Linked DNA regions of Homo sapiens: regions 1 and 2 are each linked to region 3. A link is a loop called in an ENCODE intact Hi-C map of the cell type or tissue named here. Cell type or tissue: HCT116. All regions are shown on one strand. Region 1 overlaps LOC105378521 (a long non-coding RNA gene). Region 2 overlaps LOC124902515 (a long non-coding RNA gene). Region 3 has its middle 9.8 kb from the start of FGFR2.

Region 1 (5,000 bases), 540 kb after region 3:
AAGAAACATTTTAATTATAGACTTCTCAGTCCCTCCCTCATTTCTTTTTCTTTTAATTTTTAAAAAATGAGAAAATGAGACTGACATCAGACTGATTTTTTATAACCTCTTTTTTCTTCCACTTAATATATTGTGGACATTTTTCTGTATCTTTGAATATTTTTTCAAAACATGTTTTGAATGGATGCTTAGTGTTCCCTTATAGCAATGAGCTATAATTTATTAAACCAATTCTGCATCATTGAGTCTTAAGGCAATCCTCCCAGCTCTTTTTATTGCTATAAAGAGCTTAAGGGACATTCTCAAACAAAATAAATCTTTGTGCAAACTCTGGCTTTTTCTCAACAAATTCCTAGAGGTGGGGTTGCTGGGTCAGAAGGTAAGAATGCTTCTCACTCTTCTTAGATTTGTCTGTTCGTGGGAGTCAGATGTACCCCCGACCAACCCCCATGTAGTCAAGAGAAGTTTTCCATGTCTCTTCTTAGCTTTCACATTTGCTACTAACCTTGGCCCTCAAGATCCCCTCTCCTACTTCCTTGGGGAAGCCATGCCAGGGAGCAGCTGTATATCTGTAAATCCACGTTCCTGCTCATTGTGACCTAGGGGTAGCAGGCTCCACAATCCACCAGAAAACCCTAGCAAGGCCAAGTCCTGGCTGGAGTTGTCATGGTGACAGACAAGGACAGCAACACTTTATCCACATCCCACCCAAAATCTTCAGAATTCAGAAGACACTGGGGAAAATGCCTGCTTTATAAGCTGGGACAGTTTAATCCTATCCTAAGCAGTGGGGATCCTATATGAGCAAAGGTGACAGCCAGCAAAATGTCACATAGATCTTATAAAAATACCACTTCCATGTTTTCCTTTTCACTGCTTTGTCTTTTTTTTTTCTTCCCTCTCTTCTGCTTTCAATAAATACCAAATAATCTTAGATTTCCAAAAGTCAATCTAAGCATGCACCCAGGGGACTTACGACACAAGGGTATTAACAATGAGAACACACAACAAATGCAAAAGACCCTTTGAGACAATCAGGGAAATCTGATAATGGGTTAGGTACTGGAGGTTGGAGGATGCCCAAAACAAAAACAAACAGAACATACCCAACTCATTAAGGTATGATACTGGCTTTATGGTTATATGAGAATATGTCCATAATTTTCATGGATTATACCAAGGTATGTGCAGATGAAATGACATGATGCCTTGGATTTGCTTCCAAATAGTTTAACCAAGAAAAAGAGCAAAAAGATCAACAAGGCAGATGTGGCAGAATTTTAATAATATTGTACCCAGATGAGAGGTTCAAAAATCCTACTCTTCTGAGTGTGTTTAAAAGTTTTCGTAACAAAAAAATTTAATGAGAACAATGTCATGTGCTTTACGTACATACTTTCTAACAAAGCATTGAAATGGGTGTTATAGAAAAACATCAGAGCTCTTACATTTATTTCGTGACTTAACATTTTCTTCTGAGTTACATGTGGGGTTGCACCAGCATTGTTTCAGGGCTAAGGGTCCCTAAAGGGATTAACTGAGGCCTGGTGCCCTGTGTTCCATTCCTGAAGCTACAGCGGAGACTCCCCCTCCCTCAATACCAGTCAGCAGGGACAAAGACCAAGGAGACCCCTGCCCCTCCCATTCAGGGTGGGGCCAGCTCTCTCTGTTGGGTCTCAGCCTTAGCATTCCTTACACCTTCTATAATTTAACGCTCAAAAATATATTATTCACACAGAGAAGACTTTTACTGCAGTTTATACACAAGGGCCTGCGAAAGTCAACCTTCTTCCTCCAGCCCTCCCTTGTTCTTGGTTGCTAGGCATTCTGTTGCTTATGAGTACAATATTTACTTTTATTTATTTTATTTGCCTTTGTATTTGAAGAGGTTGGGCAGCACCCAGGATGCTGGGGTTGGGGATTTTCTAGGGGATAAAATGCTCTGTGAAGCAGTTTGTCTCTGTCTGCATCTTGGTGATAGATTATTCCCACACAAGGTCAAGACCCTGAGGTGGTGCTTGGGTCTCTGCTTGAAGCCGTAACTATGGGTTTCCCACAGGAGAGACAGGAGCAAGAGGCTTTAGAACACTGCACGGAAGAGCTGGCCGATCCACCACTCCTCAGTTATTCACACTAAGGGTTTGCTTTGCAAGATAGAGATTTGTAAAATAAATGCTCATACAAGACTCGAATGATAGCATAGATGTAAAATGCAGAAGTCCTGCTTATTGCCCATACCCAGAGCCCTCTAGTGGTAACTACCATGTGCAGTCTGGCATGTTTGACAGTCCCTGCCCTTGTAGAGCTACAGGTCCTCAGCTGTTATTCTATGGACCTGTGGGTGGGGGGCAGTGCATATACAAGATAGAGAAGCCCTGATTCCTACCCTTAGGCATCAAAAAGATCTCTAAGAAGTCTCTAAGGAAAGTGCTAAGGGATTGGTTAGATGCAAAGTTATAGGTTATCATCCTAGCAGTTTAAGAAGTAAATGGTCAGTGAGAACTGAAGTCTTGGGAAACTCCAGGTAACATTTGAGAAATACTCTGAATGACCCAGGAGGTTTACATGATAGAGAAGGAAAGCTTGCCTGCTCAGGGGAGGGGAAAGGAGAGCAGGACCGCAATTGCCATGGTTATAGATGTGCAGAAGACCTGAGACTTTAGGAATCTTCTGAATGCCAATGATACTAATCCACATTGACTCAGGCAAAAGGAGGATTTATTCATGTAATTGAAAAGTTCAAGGGATAAATTGAGTTCAGGCATGGTTTGATCCAGGAGCTCCTAGAATGTCAATAACTTTATCCCTCAGCACCTTCATTCTCCTTCGTGTTGACTTCATTCTTGGACCACATATGGCAGATCAAGATGTGGCCAGCAGCTCCAGGGTCCAACGCTCTTCAGGATAGAGGCTGTGGAAAAAAGAATACATCTCCTTCTGTCAGCTTATAAATAAGTCCCAGGATTTATTCTAGTAGGACAAACTTGGGTTATGTGCCAATCCCTGAAGCAATAACTGTCACCAGAGATTGGAATTATGTCAATTGGCCGGCCTGAGTCAGCTCAGAGAGAAGGGGAGTAGTTGTTATTCAAAGGAGCTTGGAGTTCTGTTCCCAGAAGAGGATGCGCTGGTGTCCCAAGGCCGCCTGCAGAGCATGGCCTCATGGGGACTCTAAACATAATGCGATCTTGCATGCTCTACTTGTAAGAGCCTGTTCAGAAAGGAGCAAAAGCCTACAATAAAGAGGTTCAGTTGAGCAAAGGCTCTTCAACAAACCCGGAGGAGCCTATTGTGCTCCAAGAGTTCCAGGCCAGGATGGTGACTTAGGAGGGCCACACCTACTTCAGCCAGTGCTCCCAGAGCCTGCCGAGGAGAAGCTGGTTGCCTTGTGCACAAATTCAAGCCTGGGGCTTGAGATGACTCAATTGTTCATGCTCTGGAGATGATTAGTCATCCAGAGACACAGGATGTAGAAACCCAGAAAAGTGGTTATTAGAGTTTCTGCCTGGTGTCTGGGTGGGCCGGGAAGTGAAACTGGGGTCCTTGCCATTTGCCATGGCTGAGGCAGCCACAATCTGAGCAGTGGAGGACACAGAGAAAGAAGATGACATGCCTTGGAGGTCCCGAGACCCAAGGCCCAGCAAAGAGGCTGAGGCCCAGCAAAGAAGGAGGCAGCGCCTTCAGGGGCCGCTATGGGGCACATCCAGGAGTGGTCTGGGGGCCACAAGTCCTAGTCCTGGGTGATCCTGTCAGCTGCCAGCCTCCCTCATGGGAACTCCTTTAGTCCAGCAGGGACACGGGAGGAGAAGGGGATCAGGGAGGCTCATCCTCACTGCAGCTTCAATCTCCTGAAACACTGAAATCTCCTGAAACATCTTCAAATCTCCTGAAACACTGAAGCATTTTCATTCCTTTCGTTTTTCTGCTCTTCCCCATGGGCCAATTCCTGTATTCCACTGGAATTGAACAATGTGGAAATAAGAAGATAATGGAGGGAGACTTGCAATTAGTGGGGATAAAGGAAGAAGAACTAAAGGACTTGGAAGATAACCAGTTGCAGGCTTGAGAGGGACCTGTTTCCTCATCGGGTGATAAAAGGAATGTGTTGATTTTAACTGACATGGAGAAGGAAACAGAGCAAGCAGCGCAGGACTTCACTGGGGAACCGGGTGGGCAGGGGAGTTCACCTTTTGAGCAGTAATACTCTTCACTTTATTTAAACCACTTTTTTTTTTTTTTTTTTTTTTTTTTTTTGAGACGGAGTCCCGCTCTTTAGCCCAGGCCGGATTGCAGTGGCACAATCTCGGCTCACTGCAAGCTCCGCCTCCCAGGTTCACGCCATTCTCCTGCCTCAACCTCCTGAGTAGCTGGGACTACAGGCACCCGCCACCGCGCCCGGCTAATTTTTTGTATTTTTAGTAGAGACGGGGTTTCACCGTGTTAGCCAAGATGGTCTCAATCTCCTGACCTTGTGATCCGCCCGCCTCGGCCTCCCAAAGTGCTGGGATTACAGGCGTGAGCCACCGCGCCCAGCCTTAAACCACTTTTTAAACTTTTACTAGTTATTATAAGTAATATTTAAACCACTTTGGACAGAAATATTTCAAAGTGTTTTATATAGTGCTGTGCCTCCTGAAACTTGGGATATCACAGAATTTTTAGTCTTTGAGTTGTCACTGTGAGCATCAGATATGACAATACCTTCTTGAATGTACAAAACGAGACATTCAGACAGCTCTAAGCTGGAATTGAATGATATGGAAATAAGATAATGGAGGGGGACATAATTATGCCCTAAGCTGGGCATAATTTTTGTTTTTTAAAGAAACAGGGAACACTCAGAAAGTAGGAATAGGAGGGAACTTCCTCAACCTGAGAAAGGGTGCTGTGGTCTGAATGTGTCCCCCCGAAATTCATATGTTGAAATCCTAACCTGCAAGGGGATGGTGTTAGAAGGTGGACATTTGGGGGATGATTAGGCTGTGAGGGTGAAGCCCTCA
Region 2 (5,000 bases), 440 kb after region 3:
GTGTTATTGTGCTACACACTTTAAAGAGGCTCAGCTCATTGAAAGCTAACAATAACTCCCTGTGTATTGCTACCATTAGCTCCATCTTACAGATGAGGAAACAGAGATTTTTAGAAGGTTCAAGTAAATGTGCTCAGTTGCACACAGCTGAGAAATCATAGGTCTGAGAATTAAACTCCGGTGAGCTCTCTCTAGAGTTCACAGACAAAACTAATACACTACACTACTTCCTCCTGTAATGTTATTTAACTTTCTCTTTCCTAGAGAAAGACATTGCTGCAGCACACTAAAACAAAATTTTAACATAGTCATCACACTATTCAGTGTACTAGCTACTGGCAGCTTCACGAGGACTCTGAGTTCTTGGAGAAAAGGGATTGTGCTGTGTCCATTGTTATGTCCTTAGTGACTCCAATATGATATGTACTTAATAAATATCTACTCAATGAAAAGTGAATGACCTCGTTTTTCTTTTCTCCCAGTCCTCATATCATAGGCAGTAGTAGCAGAAAGGATTTGAAATTTATTTTGGCTTTTAGGCAATGTCAAAGCTCCAAAGTGCATGGCAATATGTCTGCACTGTCTCCAAAAGCTACTTCAGGATCCTGCTGCATCTTTGGGTGCGTCTTAATAAAACGTTTTCAGAAGAGTAGTTCAAAAGGCACTTGCCAACAGGACCAAATTCTACTCTATGGTTAAAAGCATGAAAAGCAAGCCCCAATGAAACAACAAAGATTTTACTCGTTTTCATTGCAAGTGGCTTTTCCTGCTTGTTCTTCTTTCACCATCCCACCATTTGACCTCAAACTGGGGCATAAAAGCTGGTGGACATGGGCCATGGGGCATACATCCATAGCTGAGACTTGGCTCAGCTGACAGGTTCTAGTCAGCCATTGCTGCTGGATTTACCCTATAGGACAGAACAGTAGGGGTATCTACAGACCTCCTGCATCAAGATTGGTGGTGATACCTGCTTTTTAGTCTGAGCTCTTTATCTGGGATCCTACAAGCAGTGATTGGGCCCTGATGTGTCTGCTCATTAATTCTTTAATTTCTTAACTCATTCAATAGCTATTTTTACAGAGTGGTTGGATGGGTTAAAAACTATGTTAAGGAACTAATTGTGACATAGGACTTCTCCTAGGCCTCACTGCAACATGCAGCCAGTGTATTCCACCAGGATCCGATCTTTGGGACATCCATGTGGCAGAGAGCATTGGGCAAGAGAGATCCTGTTACAGCCCAAGAAATCTCGAGGGATAAAGATCCTAACATGGTGACAAAGGGTGCAAGCAATTGGATCCAAGGCACAATTTACATTGCATTATCAAGGGGAAGGGTTACATATTGGTTAAAAAAGAAAACCACTCCTCAATTACTTTTGGAACTGCTGCAGCATAGAGTGAAGAATAGTTGCTGGAGCAAGAATTAGAAAACTAGTCTTGACTCTGCCACTGACTTACGTTTTATGCCTTGTGCCTAGTAGACACTCAATAGACATTTGTTGAGTATTAAGGAAAAGCTTGGGCAAGGTACTTAACTTCTCTGGCTCTCATTTTCTGTAAAGAGTAAATGATTTTTAAATCGCATGATTTCAAAAGTCCATTGCAACATTAACAGTCTGTGACTGATTATAGGAAGACACATGGAGGAGAGAAGTATCATAGATGATATCTGGCAACAAAGGCATTCTTTTAATCAACAACTTTATAAGTGGTTGGATTAAAGGTGACTGAGGACTTTCAGAAACACCAAAATTCCCAGCAAAGATTCAAGGGTTGCCATGGCCAGAAGTTGGCTGTATTAATTTAGCCCAGTATGAGAAGCAGAAGTTCATAGCTCAGAGTGAGGATTAGACTCTGAGTTTAAATCCTGCCCTGCCACTTATTACTATGCCCTTGGGTAAGTGTCTTCCCGTAAGCCTCAGTTTATGTGACGTGGTGATAGCAACACACCTTTCCTCATACCGTCACTGGAAGTGTTGAGTGAAAATGGTGAAAAACACTTGGCACAGTGCCAAGCATGGAGTGGAGGCCAAGCACATGTTTGGGGGAACAGACAAAAACATATTTACTCTGTACCCAAAGTTTTCCAGAAGGCTTAGCCAAACAATTCAAGCCATAGTGCTCTAGAGTTCTCCAGCTATTCAAGAATGGGGAAGAATGCCTCAAAGTATCTTTTGTGAGGAATATGCATTAAGAATACCTGCATTCATTTGTTCTGACTCCACAGTTATCAAATTATAGTGTGGATTTTCTTGTTTCCGTGAGGGAATGCACTGACCTGCTGATGTGGCCATTCCAGTCTGCTAAGAGTTTGCCATTTCTCATTACAAACCCATGGATTGGCATCCTGGTTATTTATCAGTCTTTTGGGAGTTTAGCAAGAAAGAGCTTATTACACAGGATTTGCCTTACTCTGGGAAGGAACCAGACCTGCTGAAATGAAGTTCCTGGAGCAGCAAAGTAGGTGGGGGCACATTGTGGACTGAGGTCCTAACCCCGTTGGGATTGCCTGAAGGATACTCGTCTCTACTGGAAGACACTTGGACTAGGTGTGAGCCCTTTCACCCTCTACCTGCCTTTCCTAAAGCGAAGGGTGCCCCACTGAGGCCGCTTGAGTTATAAAGGCCCTAATAAACACAGCCTAGGTGTTGGGTCTTGTCACCACTGGCTCCAGCCTTCCAAATGCAAACTTAAGAATGTCCCATAAATGGAGCAGGAACTCTTATCTTGGACCATAGTTATAATCTCCTTGTATCAACTCTGTCAACTGGTTCTAAGCCAAAATAATTGCATTTTACTATAATTATGTAATGAATACAGAAAACACATGAAATATTAAGCAAGATTGTAAACTTAGGAAGGATTGCAAATTCTGGGGCAATGATTTGGAAGGCACTACTTGAAGTTCTCGCTCACATCCCTCATTTTATTTAATCCTCACAAGTCTGCCAGGAGGATTTTAAAGGAAAATATCCTCATTTTATAAACAAGGGATCTGAAGCTCAAAAAGGTTGGGAAATGCTCCCAAACTCTTTTTCTTATTAAAGGGCAGAACTGAAGGTCAGTCTCAGGTCTTCAACGTCAAGCTTGGCTCTCTTTGTCTTTGCACTATACTGTTGAGGCTCTCCTGTACAAGTGTGTTTTGAAATATGCTGGAGGCATGTTTGTGAGTTTTATGAAAGTGTCAGAGAAAGAATTAAGAAGATCCTTTTTGCTTCCATAAAAAGAGAGTGGAAGTAGAGTAGGCTGTAGTGGGGTAGTCAGGAAAAGGCACAATATGTCTTTTAGCATGTCCTCAGCAAGGTTGAGTTTATTGTAGTACCCAATATTGTGAGATGCCTTAAGGTTCATAAATGTCCTTCTCGTTTTGCTTAGTTCTTCAGGAAAAATTCATTCAGAAGGCAAATTAAAGAAGGCTTAACACATTCTTGCACATTGATTTTTATTACTTTTATGGGTTAGTATGAAACAGCAAATTGCCACTGTAGCTCCTCTTACACACCCTTCTCAATTAGCAGGTGACAACCCTATTCCAAGACAAGTTTCCAATTTCACCCACAAGAATCCTGCAAGCACACATTCTACAATAGCATGGTTTCATGTTTCATAAAACCAGTGATACACTCATGGTAGAACTGGTATGGGTTTACACACTAATTTCCCCTCCCACCCCTACTAATTGTGAAAATATGAATACATTTCAAATCGGGTGCTACCTCTACCAATGCAGACATGCACACCTGTGACCAGTACCGGTTCAAGGCTGGGCTATTCAAGCCCCATGTTTATCATTCCAGTCCCACAGATCGAGTGGATGGCAGGTGAGAGGAAGACGCGTCACACACGCTGGGAGAAGCCCGATAAGGACACCGCAACTGCCAGCCCCTGTGTGTATTCAGCACTGTCCATTGTAATTATGGGAGCGGATTCCAAATGCAAGCTTGGATCCAACAAACTGTGTAGGTGCAATTAAGGAAGTGTTAGCTCTCCAAACTCTGGTGTTGGCCTCTGGAGCCCTTGCTTGCCAGGATGGAATTTACAAAAAAATAGAGCACCTGCATATAATATAGCACAGTACAGCCTTTGCTCTGGGTTAGAAAAACCCCAGTAGGGAGTTGAATATTCTAGATTTGCTGGTGAGCAATGCATGTGGTCAGTGCTCTGGAAAACAGGCAGTTTTTTATGAGCGATCATTTTTTCCTCAGAAAAATTCCTGGAGGAGTGTTCTGCACCCGCAGGTCCCTCTGTGCCACTGCAAGGGTGTTTCACTGCTGTTGTGCGTAGAAGCCATGTATAGCTCGTCTTCTGGCTGGATCCTCGGGTGTCTCTATGTACTCCCCCTGATTCAAGTCAAGACTGTGCTTCTGTGGCAGACTGATCAATATTTAATGCATATTGAAGACTTGAAGGGAAGGTTTCTTGTCCTGTGGGCACAGAGCTGAATAATCTTCACTAACCATGATTTTTTTTTTTTTTTTTTTTGAGACAGAGTGTCACCCTGTCACCCAGGCTGGAGTGCAGTGCGATCTTGGTTCACTGTAACCTCCACCTCTTGGGTTCAGGCGATTCTCCTGCCTCAGCCTCCCTAGTAGCTGGGGTTACAGGTGCCTGCCACCACACCTGGCTAATTTTTGCATTTTTAGTAGAGACAGGATTTCGCCATGTTGGCCAGGCTGGTCCCAAACTCCTGACCTCAAGTGATCCGCCTGCCTTGGCCTCCCAAAGTGCTGGGATTACAGACATGAGCCACTGCGCCTGGCCCCATGTTTTCTTTTTGGTACTTCATCTGCATTTGTTTATTGAACCAATCAATATTTACTGAGCACTTGCTGTATGCAACAAGAAAAATAATAACAATAACAATAATCACAATAGTACAAAACTGTCCTGATCTTTAAATGCTTCCAATATTTCTGGAAGAGTGCTAAGTGCTGGACACACATTATGTCATTTAATTCATGTAGCAAAATGCTAATCTCCATTTCATAGACAAGG
Region 3 (5,000 bases):
ACTGGAATGAATTTCTACGTGATGCTAAGAAGAACTTTAGAAGAATGTGAGCAAGTCCCCTGCCCTGGACAGCCTAAGCTGCTACTGAAATCAATACCATTATGGGTGAATTTTGAAGATGATTACCGCTAATATTCACAGCCTACAAATAAGGCCACAGAAGCTCATAAAAGCCGAGTAACCTACCCCAGGTCACACAGCAAAGAGAAGTAGCAAGTAATAAGGTCAGGGGTAGGATAGGGTTAGACAGAGCTGCAGAGGGAGGTCTGGATGCCTCTGGTCTGGAAATACTAGTACCAGCTGACAAGTATTGATCATTCACCATGCACTCAGCACTTCACCTGAAGTATTCCATTCAATCTGCGCAGATTGTGTGAAGCGGGTATTAGCATGACTTCATTTTACAGATGAGAACGTGGTGAGGAGGGGCAGATGTAAGGCCCAGAGCAGGCAGCTGGACTCCAGGTCCCATGATCTCAGCCACTATAGGACAGCAGAGGGTGCAGCCTGCTGTCCACAGGCCCACTAGAAAAGGAGTCAACATCTGAAAACTGGGACAATTGTCATCTGGATGGGACAGCCAACTTCTCTGGGAAGATCAGGAGAATCAGCCCCTTTAGCCTCTGTTTCCATTCATCAGCTGAAGTCACTACCCCATCACCGTCACGGGGACGCTGGCAGCATAAGCGATAGCACAGGCTCCAGGGTCAGCCCTCCCTCCCGACTGTGTAACCTTGGATGAGCTCTCAGTGTTTCCATAGCACGATTTATAAAATGGGGGTCACAGTAGTGCTACCTCACAGGGTGCTTGTGATTGAAGTGTGATCACCCATTAAAGGCCATAATCCCAGTTGCATGGAACATGGTATGCACCCAATAAACGTCAGCCTCCAAGCACCCACTCTGTGCTAAGAGGGCCGTTGCCATGGTTCCTGAAAATGTGGAACCTTCAAAGCTTCCACTGGCCTGATGAAAGGGCAGGACAGGGGTCCCCACCTCTGGGCAGGGTGACTGGCAGGGGAGAGACCAGAGGCGGAGGCTGCCCCAAATCTGGCAGGTACCTCTCCAGGGCAGCTGTGGTGAGACTAGGAAGGAAGCAGGTGTGGTGGCTTTCAAGAGAGGACAGCTCCAAGGGGTGCAGTAGCGCAGGCCTGTAATCCCAGCACTTTAGGAAACTGAGGCGGGTGCATCACGAGGTCAGGACTTCGAGGCCAGCCTGGCCAAGATGGTGAAACCCCCGTTTCTACTAAAAATACAAAAATTAGCCAAGCATGGTGGCACATGCCTATAATCCCAGCTACTCTGGAGGCTGAGGCAGGAGAATCGCTTGAACCCGGGAGGTAGAGGTTAAAAAAAAGAGAGAGAGAGAGAGGACAGCCCACAGCTAGGACTGCCGGGCCTTGGTGGGAGAGGAGCGCCAGAGAACACCAGGGCCAGAAGGCCCAACAGGGGGCCGGAGGTAGGAGCTGGTTTCCCGGCGAGGGTGCAAAGGTGGTTCTCCGCCTTGTTGATCCACAGGCTGGAAACGTGGGGCCGCCTCCCGGGGGCGAATCCACGCAGCGAATGGAGAATTAGCCTGAGGTAGCCGCACGCCAGGCCCAGGCAGAGGCCGCTGCAGCACCACGTCCCTGCAAGGTCCCGCGCCCCAGCCGTCGGGGTAACAGACATTTCGTCCAGCTGTGCTTGGGCAAGCACCTGGGCTCCTGATTCGCCTCGACCTGGGTCGCTCATCATCTGCACAGCCGAAACGACTTCAGGGCTGGGCTCGGCGCTGGCGGGGCTGCCCCTCCTCCCTGCCCGGCCGCCCTCTACCTTGATGCCAGCCCCGTCACCCACGCCCCGGGCGGCGCTCGCCCCCGCTTTGCGCGCGCGGTGCTCGCGGCCACACGGGGGCGCTGGCGCCCGATGCGCTCCTCCCTGCGCAGAACCCGGAGAACAAAGGGCGCCCCGGGACCTCGGCCTCCCTCACCTGGAGCCACCTGCTTCCCGGGCGCTGCCCCAGCGCCAGGCCAGCATCCGGCCTCCGCGAAGGAGTTAATTTTTGCTCAGCGCTGCTCTTAGAAATCTGTTAAAGAAATCGCTCCCCACTTGATGGTCTTTCTCCCCAGCTTGGGGACACAATACGAGAGCTCTGGGACTCTAAAAGGGTTACTAGGTTTGTGGTTTTACGATGTGTGGGGCTCTGTATTCTCCACTCCCTCCCCGAGTTTACCAGGATCCTGGCAGCATCATTTTTCTCCCCTTTGGTTTATGAAAGTGAACTTCTTCTTTTTTTTTTTTTTTTTTGAGACAGTCTCACTCTGTCAGCCAGGCTGGAGTGCAGTGGCGCAATCTCAGCACACTGCAACCTCCGTCTCCCGGGCTCAAGCAGTTCTGCCTCAGCCTCCCGAGTAACTGGGATTACAGACGTGTGCCACGACGCCCGGCTAATTCTTGTATTTAAGTAGAGCCGGGGTGTCACCATGTTGGCCAGGCTGGTCTCGAACTCCTGACCTCAGGTAATCCGCCCGCCTTGGCTTCTCAAAGTGCTGGGATTACAGGCGTGAGCCACCGTGCCTGGCGAAAGTGAACTTCTTTTCACATTTGGAAGAAGTAGACACACCCTCGGGAAAGAGTGTAGCAAAGGCAGAAATCAAGAGAAAAGAGAAAGAAACGCATCGTGGAAATGAGGTAATTGCAGGGAAAGGTAACTTCCTCACACAGCTCAATCAGCTTTGTCCTAAACTGGCTTCTATTCCCCACCTTCTAAAGAGACCGTGCTCACTGTGTACACAAACCTATGTACATGTGCCTCTTTGCACTTATGCTTTAATTAGGAAATGCTGGAGGAGGCTGAGTTGCAGTCATCAATCAACAAGCATCTATTAAGAGCCTGTAAGGTATAAACACAGCCCCATAAACTGCTCCCACTAGCCAGGTAGTGCCAGGTCCTGGGAATCTAGAGATGGGAGATGCAGCCCCGGCCTTTCTGAGTATTAGCATTTAGTGGTCCCCAATTAACCCCTTTCCACCAAAATTGTTGTCCAAGGTCAGTTTCTGCTAGGCTTTCTTCCATGGACAGGCTATCTTGGTTCAGTAAAGCCTTTCCTCCCTCTGGGCTTGAGGCTGAAAGCACACAGTTGTGAATCTCTGAGGATTTGAGGGAGCAGGAATCCTCGAAGGGAGGAATTTAGGGCCCATAGAAACTCCCACTGAGACCAGGAGCTGCTTCCAGGGGGCCCCAGGATCAGAAGGTGATGGTGCAGACTAAAATCTTTTTTTTTTTTTTTTGAGACGGAGTCTTGTTCTGTGTCCCAGGCTGGAGTGCAGTGTCGCGATCTTGGCTCACTGCAGCCCCCACCTCCTCAGTTCAAGCGATTCTTCCGCCTCAGCCTCCCGAGTAGCTGGGATTACAGGCACATGCCACCATGCACAGCTAATTTTTGTATTTTTTAGTAGAGACCGGGTTTCACCATGTTGGCCAGGCTGATCTCAGACTCCTGACTTCAAGTGATCCGCCCTCCTCAGCCTCCCAGAGTGCTGGGATTACAGGCGTGTGCCACCATGCCCGGCTAAAATCGTTTTCATTGTCAACAGTAAGACCTGTCCCGTGTATCTCCTGCACCGTTCTCCATCTAAGGAGTAGAATTCTTGTCCCTACCTCCACCCTGGTAAGGCAAGATGCCCATTTAGGGCATGGGGAGCAGTCCAGGGGTGATGAGCGGGGGGACCTGGAGAGGGAGAGCAAGAGCAGTTCCTGGGGACTCCTCTGACTAAGGAGGTCTTCTTGGAGGAGGAAGCGGAAAGCAGGGTGTGCTCTCTAGCACAGCCCAATACATCGTCTGCCACGTTGAAAATACCCTATAATACTGCACTCTCCAATGTAGTGGCCTGGCCCCATGTGACTGTTGAGCACTTGAATTGTGGCTGGTGCTACTGAGGAGCTGAAGTCTTATTTAATTTTAATTGATTTAACTTTAAATAATCATGTTGGCTGGTGGTTAACGTTATCAGACAGCATAGCTTCAGGCAGCGATAAGGGTGTGGGTGGGGTGGGAGCAGACGGGATATTGTTGCTAATCTCATCCTCATCTACCCCACCCTGGCTAAAACCACCTGTATAGTTTCTGTCCAGTGAGCTGGGAAACCTCGTTGTGGTGGAAGTGGTCGTGATGTGTGGAGGGTGGGGGTGATTGAAAGGCACGGAGTCACAGCCAAGAAATGACATGCCATAAATTGCCCTTAAATAGCAATGGGCCAGGGATTAGAGGACTTTTCCGGTAGATACTTGTTACCAGTAGGAACAGCACGGTTCCTAGACTATGGTTTCAGAATACTTTGGAGAGGATGTTCACTTCCTGTAACACCAGGGTGGCCTTCAGTGATGGGTGAACCACAAGTTTTCAGCTCCAGGTGGAGGCGGGGAATGTTCAGAGATAGGCCGGAGATCATAGATAAATTTATTTTTAAGATAGAAGGGGGACACTTCAGTTATGCAAAAGAAGGTGAGGCCAAGGTTAGGGGTGGGATGAGGCTTGTTCAGTAACTTGCCTAGACTTGCATAGTTAGCCCTTGACCACGTTGGGATAAAAACTCAGGTCTTGGGGGCCCTGACTCAGTGCTGTTTCTATGGCACCACATTACTTGTCAAAAATACCTTGAGACCTTGGACATTGTAGATGTTACATGCAGCTGGCTTGGCCAACCAGCTAATTGACCTACCAGTTTTCCTTCATAGATTCAGATTGGCAGAAGCCAAAGGTAGGAATGTGTTTGTGGCCACAGGGGTGGCACAAGGGACAGTACTGGGGTCAGAGTCCATAATGCCCTCCACTAGAGTTCCCCCAGGTTTTAATTGTGAAATTGTTTAAACATTAAGAAAGTTGGGTGAATAGTGCAATAAGTAATGTATACTCTCAACTGTATAGTGTCAAGAGTTAACATTTTGCATATTTGCTTTATCTGTGTGTGTTTGTCCTTTTTTTTCCTGAGCCACTTGAAAGTCAGTTGTAAACATCAAG

Evidence for each region. A loop is a pair of places that touch in the nucleus more often than their neighbours do. Peaks named below come from ENCODE experiments on the same cell type or tissue, not always from the same donor. Only the 100,000 strongest peaks of a DNase experiment are listed, where the experiment ranks them.
Region 1: a loop joins it to region 3, with 10 times the contacts of the local background. A loop is called at or near these places in 9 of 110 quality-filtered maps.
Region 2: a loop joins it to region 3, with 7 times the contacts of the local background. A loop is called at or near these places in 7 of 110 quality-filtered maps.

Annotation. Positions count from the first base shown.
Region 1 is chr10:121,067,728-121,072,727 of GRCh38, reverse strand. The region is part of intron 2 of LOC105378521 (a long non-coding RNA gene); the gene reads left to right. Among named protein-coding and RNA genes, the nearest start is that of LINC01153, 110 kb to the left of the region's middle. In HCT116, a CTCF peak has its summit at 2,249 (motif pointing left); DNase peaks (open chromatin) are centred at 2,257 and 3,397.
Region 2 is chr10:121,166,610-121,171,609 of GRCh38, reverse strand. All of the region lies in intron 1 of LOC124902515 (a long non-coding RNA gene), which reads left to right. Among named protein-coding and RNA genes, the nearest start is that of LINC01153, 9.4 kb to the left of the region's middle. In HCT116, CTCF peaks have their summits at 2,398 and 2,603; a DNase peak (open chromatin) is centred at 2,599; H3K27me3 peaks cover 386 bases.
Region 3 is chr10:121,605,695-121,610,694 of GRCh38, reverse strand. No RefSeq gene overlaps it. Among named protein-coding and RNA genes, the nearest start is that of FGFR2, 9.8 kb to the right of the region's middle. RefSeq lists an enhancer at 1-147 and a silencer at 1,748-1,987. In HCT116, CTCF peaks have their summits at 1,677 and 1,877 (motif pointing right); a DNase peak (open chromatin) is centred at 1,934; H3K4me3 peaks cover 657 bases.